2 separate regions of the Homo sapiens genome follow, and region 1 is linked to region 2. Evidence: chromatin loops called from intact Hi-C (ENCODE). Cell type or tissue: dorsolateral prefrontal cortex. All regions are shown on one strand.

What was found. Peaks named below come from ENCODE experiments on the same cell type or tissue, not always from the same donor. Only the 100,000 strongest peaks of a DNase experiment are listed, where the experiment ranks them.
Region 1: a loop joins it to region 2, with 9 times the contacts of the local background. A loop is called at or near these places in 67 of 110 quality-filtered maps.

The regions. Positions count from the first base shown.
Region 1 is chr16:88,940,937-88,943,436 of GRCh38, reverse strand. All of the region lies in intron 1 of CBFA2T3 (CBFA2/RUNX1 partner transcriptional co-repressor 3), which reads left to right. All of the region lies in intron 1 of LOC100129697 (a long non-coding RNA gene), which reads right to left. Among named protein-coding and RNA genes, the nearest start is that of CBFA2T3, 35 kb to the left of the region's middle. RefSeq lists silencers at 1,210-1,549, 1,810-2,159, 2,190-2,259, 2,370-2,500. In dorsolateral prefrontal cortex, CTCF peaks have their summits at 1,237 and 1,445 (motif pointing left); a DNase peak (open chromatin) is centred at 1,402; H3K4me3 peaks cover 1,243 bases; H3K27ac peaks cover 251 bases; H3K27me3 peaks cover 147 bases.
Region 2 is chr16:89,166,382-89,168,881 of GRCh38, reverse strand. LINC02138 (long intergenic non-protein coding RNA 2138) reads right to left here and starts at 2,499. Exons shown (of 3, transcript NR_046200.1): 1 at 2,383-2,499; 2 at 1,576-1,745; 3 at 1-773. RefSeq lists enhancers at 415-1,262, 1,263-2,111. In dorsolateral prefrontal cortex, CTCF peaks have their summits at 1,084 and 1,283 (motif pointing right); a DNase peak (open chromatin) is centred at 1,261; H3K4me3 peaks cover 400 bases; H3K27me3 peaks cover 769 bases.

The DNA of each region.
Region 1 (2,500 bases), 230 kb after region 2:
GTATCTTCAGTGCCTTCAGGTCTGTCACTCCTCAAATGGTTGTGAGCACCCTGTGTAAGTCAGAGATGTTGCAACTGGTCACTTAACACCCGAAGCCTGCGGTCCAGAGAACCGAGACCACGGACGTGCCGCTGGTGCTGGGTGAGGGCTTCCGGCCCAGGTCCAGGCCAGCTTCTGCTCCCAGGCCCTGTGGGCAGCCACAGCTGCCGCAGGCATTGTTTAGCTCACAACCCGACTGACTTCAGGGTGGTTCGCTGCTGAATTCTCCCACCTGCCCCCACTCCCACGTTTATGTTGCTTTGTAAAATCTCTGAAACCTGGGGGCGTTTTAGGATTATCACCGGCAGAATGTTTTCCTTTCTTAGTGGCACACAAAATAATGGTGCATCTTAAAATCCACTGTGCCTCAGAGTCCATGAAGCCAGGGAGCCAGGATGGATAAATTTCGAGCATAAAATCGGTAACCTTAGGCAACACACCCACCGCATGGGGACTCGCACTGTACTGTGGGGTGGGCTCAGAACTCCCCCTCCATTCCACAAGGACTGGGCTGAGCCACATGGGCAAGCACCATGTTACGCACAGTCTGAAAACCTCCATTCCACAAGGACTGGGCTGAGCCACATGGGCAAGCACCATGTTACGCACAGTCTGAAAACCAGGAGAATGAAGGTGCTTGGCGTTTGTGTCACAATTTTCACGGAGTCTGGCTGGCTTCAGACAGCACTTCCCACAGCCAGGAGCTGGAGGAACTGGCTGGGCCACACTGCGGTTAGTGACCCAGCTGACCAGACCGCTGCCCAGGGGCTGCAGGAGGACATGGTGCTGTCCTCCCCCTCACGGAGCCCCCGTTCTGGGTTTCCGTCCCCTTCCTCTGCCAGCTCAGGTGGGTAGAGCCAAGTCCATGAGAGGGACGAGGGGTGGGGGGAAAAGGCCCGCGGCACAAAGCTGGAATGGGCCATGTTTCGCACGTTGCCATATTTTTATATTGGGGATTGGGGACCTCGGACCTTCACATGCAAAATTTATGCGAAATGAGAGGCAAACCAAGGCCCTGCTGCTCTGAAGGTCTGGCCTCTTGTGTCTCCTAATGGTGACCCCTGGGCCCCCCAGCCGCTTGTGTCTAAAGTAAGAGCACGTGTGCGTTGGGGCAGGAAACAGGGAAAAGGCGCCAATTTTACTAAAATGTACTAAGCAGGCAAATGCGCCAGACACGCCACAAAGTACTTTAGGGAAAGGCAAAGCGGGCGGGGGAGGGGGCCTGCCGGCAGAGAAAGTGCGGAGAGGGCAGAGCAGCGGCTCGGGGCGTTTCTGCAGGTGGACATGAAACGCACGATATGCAAATGAATGCAAAGTGTATGCAAATGACCTGGCCCCGGGACCCGCGGGAAGCGAGGGCTTCGCATCGGACCCGCCCGGGAGGCTGAGCGGGGGGAGCGCGACCCCTGCCGGCCACGCACGGAGGTGGCCCCGGGCCGGGCCAGGCGCCGCGCTGGGGGCGAGCGCGGGGCAGGGGGCGGGGGCGGCGGCCGAAGGAGCGACCTCCCCCCCAACTCCCCACCTCCCCACCCCCCCCACACCCCCCAACTCCCGTTCAGCCTCCCGCGCGGCCGCCAGAAGCCGCGGTTCTAAAGCTGCGAGGCCCGCGGCCGCCGACTGCTGCGAGGTGGGTGTGCGCGGCCTGCGGAGGGGGAGAGGGTGGGCGCAGGCGGGGGCCGCCCCCCAGAGCCGCGCCCCCTCCACGGCGCCCGCACCCCTCAACCTCTTCGCTCGCCCCCGCCTGCGCCTCCCCGCGCCGCCCCCCGCAGGAGGCGGCGCGCCCGTCGCCCCCTCCCCGCGCCCCTCTCCCCTCTCCCTGCTCCCGGCGCTCCGCACAGCCCCGGCCCCCACGGCCAGTTCTTAGGGCGCCGCCCCGGTGGCGGAGGCGTTGGGGGCGGCTCTCGGCGGCGGGGAGCCCCTCTCCAGGCCGGCGCCCCGGGGCGGAGCTGAGCGCCATGGGCGCCGGGCGGGAGGCAGGTGGCGCAGCGGCGGCGGCGGGGGGCAGGAGGCGGAGGCGGAGCGCGCGGGGCGGGGGCCGCGGGGCCCCGTGAGACTCTCGGGCGAGCGCGCGGCGTTGGAGCCACAGGCGCGGCGGCTGGACCCGGCGCGGGCCGCGGAGGCCGGAGACCGCCCCGGGCGGGGTGCGCGCTTTGTTCCCGCGCGGGGTGGCCGGAGCCGAGTCCCCGGCATGGCCCAGGCGGCCGCCCCGCGCGCCCCAGCCCCGCCGCGCGCCTGAGCCCGGTGCGGCGCCAGAAGACAGCGCGCAGCCGCCCCTGAGTCGTGGAGGCGGGGACCAAGCTGGAAGGAGCAGCGACTCCCGGACCGAGTCGCGAGTGTGCGCCGTCCGCCGCCCGCCGGATCCCCCGGACCCCCCGACCGTAAGTGCCGTGTCCGCCCCGCGCGCCGCCGCCGCTCTACCCCGACTCCGCCCGCGGCTGCCGTTCCCGGATCTGCGCCGCAG
Region 2 (2,500 bases):
TGACACCCGACACCAAGGGAGGGGACCCCGGGGTGAGGAGGCCCTGGTCTTGGTCTGGGGGCTGTGTCCATTCCAGACCTGACCTGAGGCTGGGGTGCCTGTGGCAGGGGCTCTGGGGGCTTGCTCTGCAGGTACCAACTGCTCCCTGAGGAGCCCCTGGGCAAGTGCCCCTGTCTGACAGGCAGGGCCTGAGGCTGGAGGAGGCCGGGGTGAGGAGACAAACACAGGTGGGCCCTGGCCGGGAGCCTGGCGTCGGCCATGGGCCATGCCCTTCCAACATTCTACTCTGGCCGGGAGGCCGCCAGGGCGCTGGGGTGAGGCCGACACCCAGTCCTGGGGCCGTCAGAGCACAGACCAGCCCATCTAGGCAGATGAAGGTCCCCACGGAGTGAGTGAGGGGTGGGGAGTGGATCCAGAAGGGCTGGGGCCACCAGCCCCCACGGCCCCTGAGCCCTGGCCTGAGTGCATGTGGCTGGCTCTGGGTAGTGGGCCCTGCAGAGGGACTTCCGCCCATAAGTTTCCCGTAAGTTTCCCCGGGACAGAGGAGACGCAGCTGGATCTCGGGGTGTGGAGGAAGCCAGGCAGTGTCTGTAGCTGGGGCCATCCTGGACCCTGCTGTGCTCCGGCTCTCTGGGCTCAGGGGTGACACTGCCCCCACATTCAGGCAGGCCACCAGCTGCCCCTGGCGGCCACAGGGGGTCAGTCCAGGTGGGCTCAGAGGAGCCCCATCAGGTATGGGGGTGCCGTTTTTGTTCAGAAGCCCCTGACCCCCCCTGCAACACACATGAAAAGAATATTCGAGAAGTCTGTTTAAAACATCTTGGGCATTCAAAACACACGGACAGACAGACAGACAGACAGACGGACATGTTAGACAGGAGGGGCTGCTGGTGGGGGCGGGGTGGTGCTGGCCCTCCTGAGGACCTGGGGACAGCAGGTCCCTGGAGCCTGACGGTCAGTCCTGGCTCTACGGGGAGTTGGGCACAGAGGGGTCAGGGGGTGGCGGGCCTGTCTGGGGCTCCCTCAGGCCTGTCCCTGACCTGGGGAAGTGGGGTCCTGTCCTGCCCAGCCAGCCTGACACTGGTTTTGCGTCCCATCTCCCCACAGTGACAGAGGAGCCAACCAGGCACTGGCTCAAGGTGCAGCCGTAAGAGCTCGGGTGGGCTCAGGACTGGCGGGCTCAGGGCTGGCGGGGTCAGGGCTGGTGGCCTGGTGGCCCATCACACCCGCCAGCCCCGGCAGGGGGCAGTGTGGCTCCAGGGATGCCAGTGGAGGCGGGTGGGGGAAGGGCAGCGGGCTCCTCCGATTGCTGGAGGGTGTTCAGGGCAGAGCTGGGAGGGGACGATGGGCTCTTCCCTGCTTCCGTCTCCATGCTGGACATGCCTGCCCCCTCCAGGCCGGCCCAGCACTGTCACCAAGCGTGGACGCCTTGACTTCCTGCCCTTGGAGCCCCAACCCGGGCAGGGATCAGGGAGGCCAGCGGCCAGGCATGCCCCAGGGGGGGGCTGCAAGTGTGGTCCATGCCCACCACCCTTTCCCTGGCCCTGAGCACTGGGAAGGTGGGGGGCAGCTCACCTGAGGTCTCACCTGGCGTTGGCCCTGAGACCACCCGAGCCTCCCCGATGGCTGAGGCGAAGGCACAAGGGTGGCCAGGCCAGCAGGGACTCCTGAGGTCGGGCCAGGCCCCAGCAAGGCTGAGGCTGAGTGGGCGGAGCTGGCCACAGGGGTGGGGACGTGGGACAGCACTGTTGGGGGAACCAGAGAGCAGAGGTCACCAGGCTGCTCCCGATGTTCAGGCTTTCACAGGGATCCATAAGCTGCAATGGCCCCCAGTCAGCACCCTCCAAAGACAGGCTGTGGCTGGGGATGGGGCTGGGGCTGACGGTGGAGTGGCCCACACCCCCCAAGGCCCCTAGAGTCCTGACCATCCCCACGGGTAGTGCCGGAGCTCCCAGCTGCCTTGTGAGTCATGGGGGTGGGAGCCTCATTTGGCTGAACCTCAGAAGGGCAAGTGGGGCATGAGTGGCCTTGTCCTGCCCCAGCCCAGAAAGCTGTGGTCCCGGAGAGAGTGGCTGTCCAGCCCCCCACACCATGCGAACGCTCCCCTCCCCAGCAGATCCCACCCATGGCAGGCCCATCTCTACCCAGTTCCAGACATCTGTCCTCTCCCCCGCTGCGTGGGTCTGTGTCCCCAGCAAATCCCACCCATGGCCCATCTCTACCCAGTTCCGGACGTCTGTCCTCTTCCCTGCTGCGTGGGTCTGTGTCCCCAGCAGATCCCACCCACGGCAGGCCCGTCTCTACCCAGTTCCGGACGTCTGTCCTCTCCCCTGCTGCGTGGGTCTGTGTCCCCAGCAGATCCCACCCACGGCCCATCTCTACCCAGTTCCGGACGTCTGTCCTCTCCCCTGCTGCGTGGGTCTGTGTCCCCAGCAGATCGCACCCACGGCAGGCCCATCTCTACCCAGTTCCGGACGTCTGTCCTCTCCTCCACTGCATA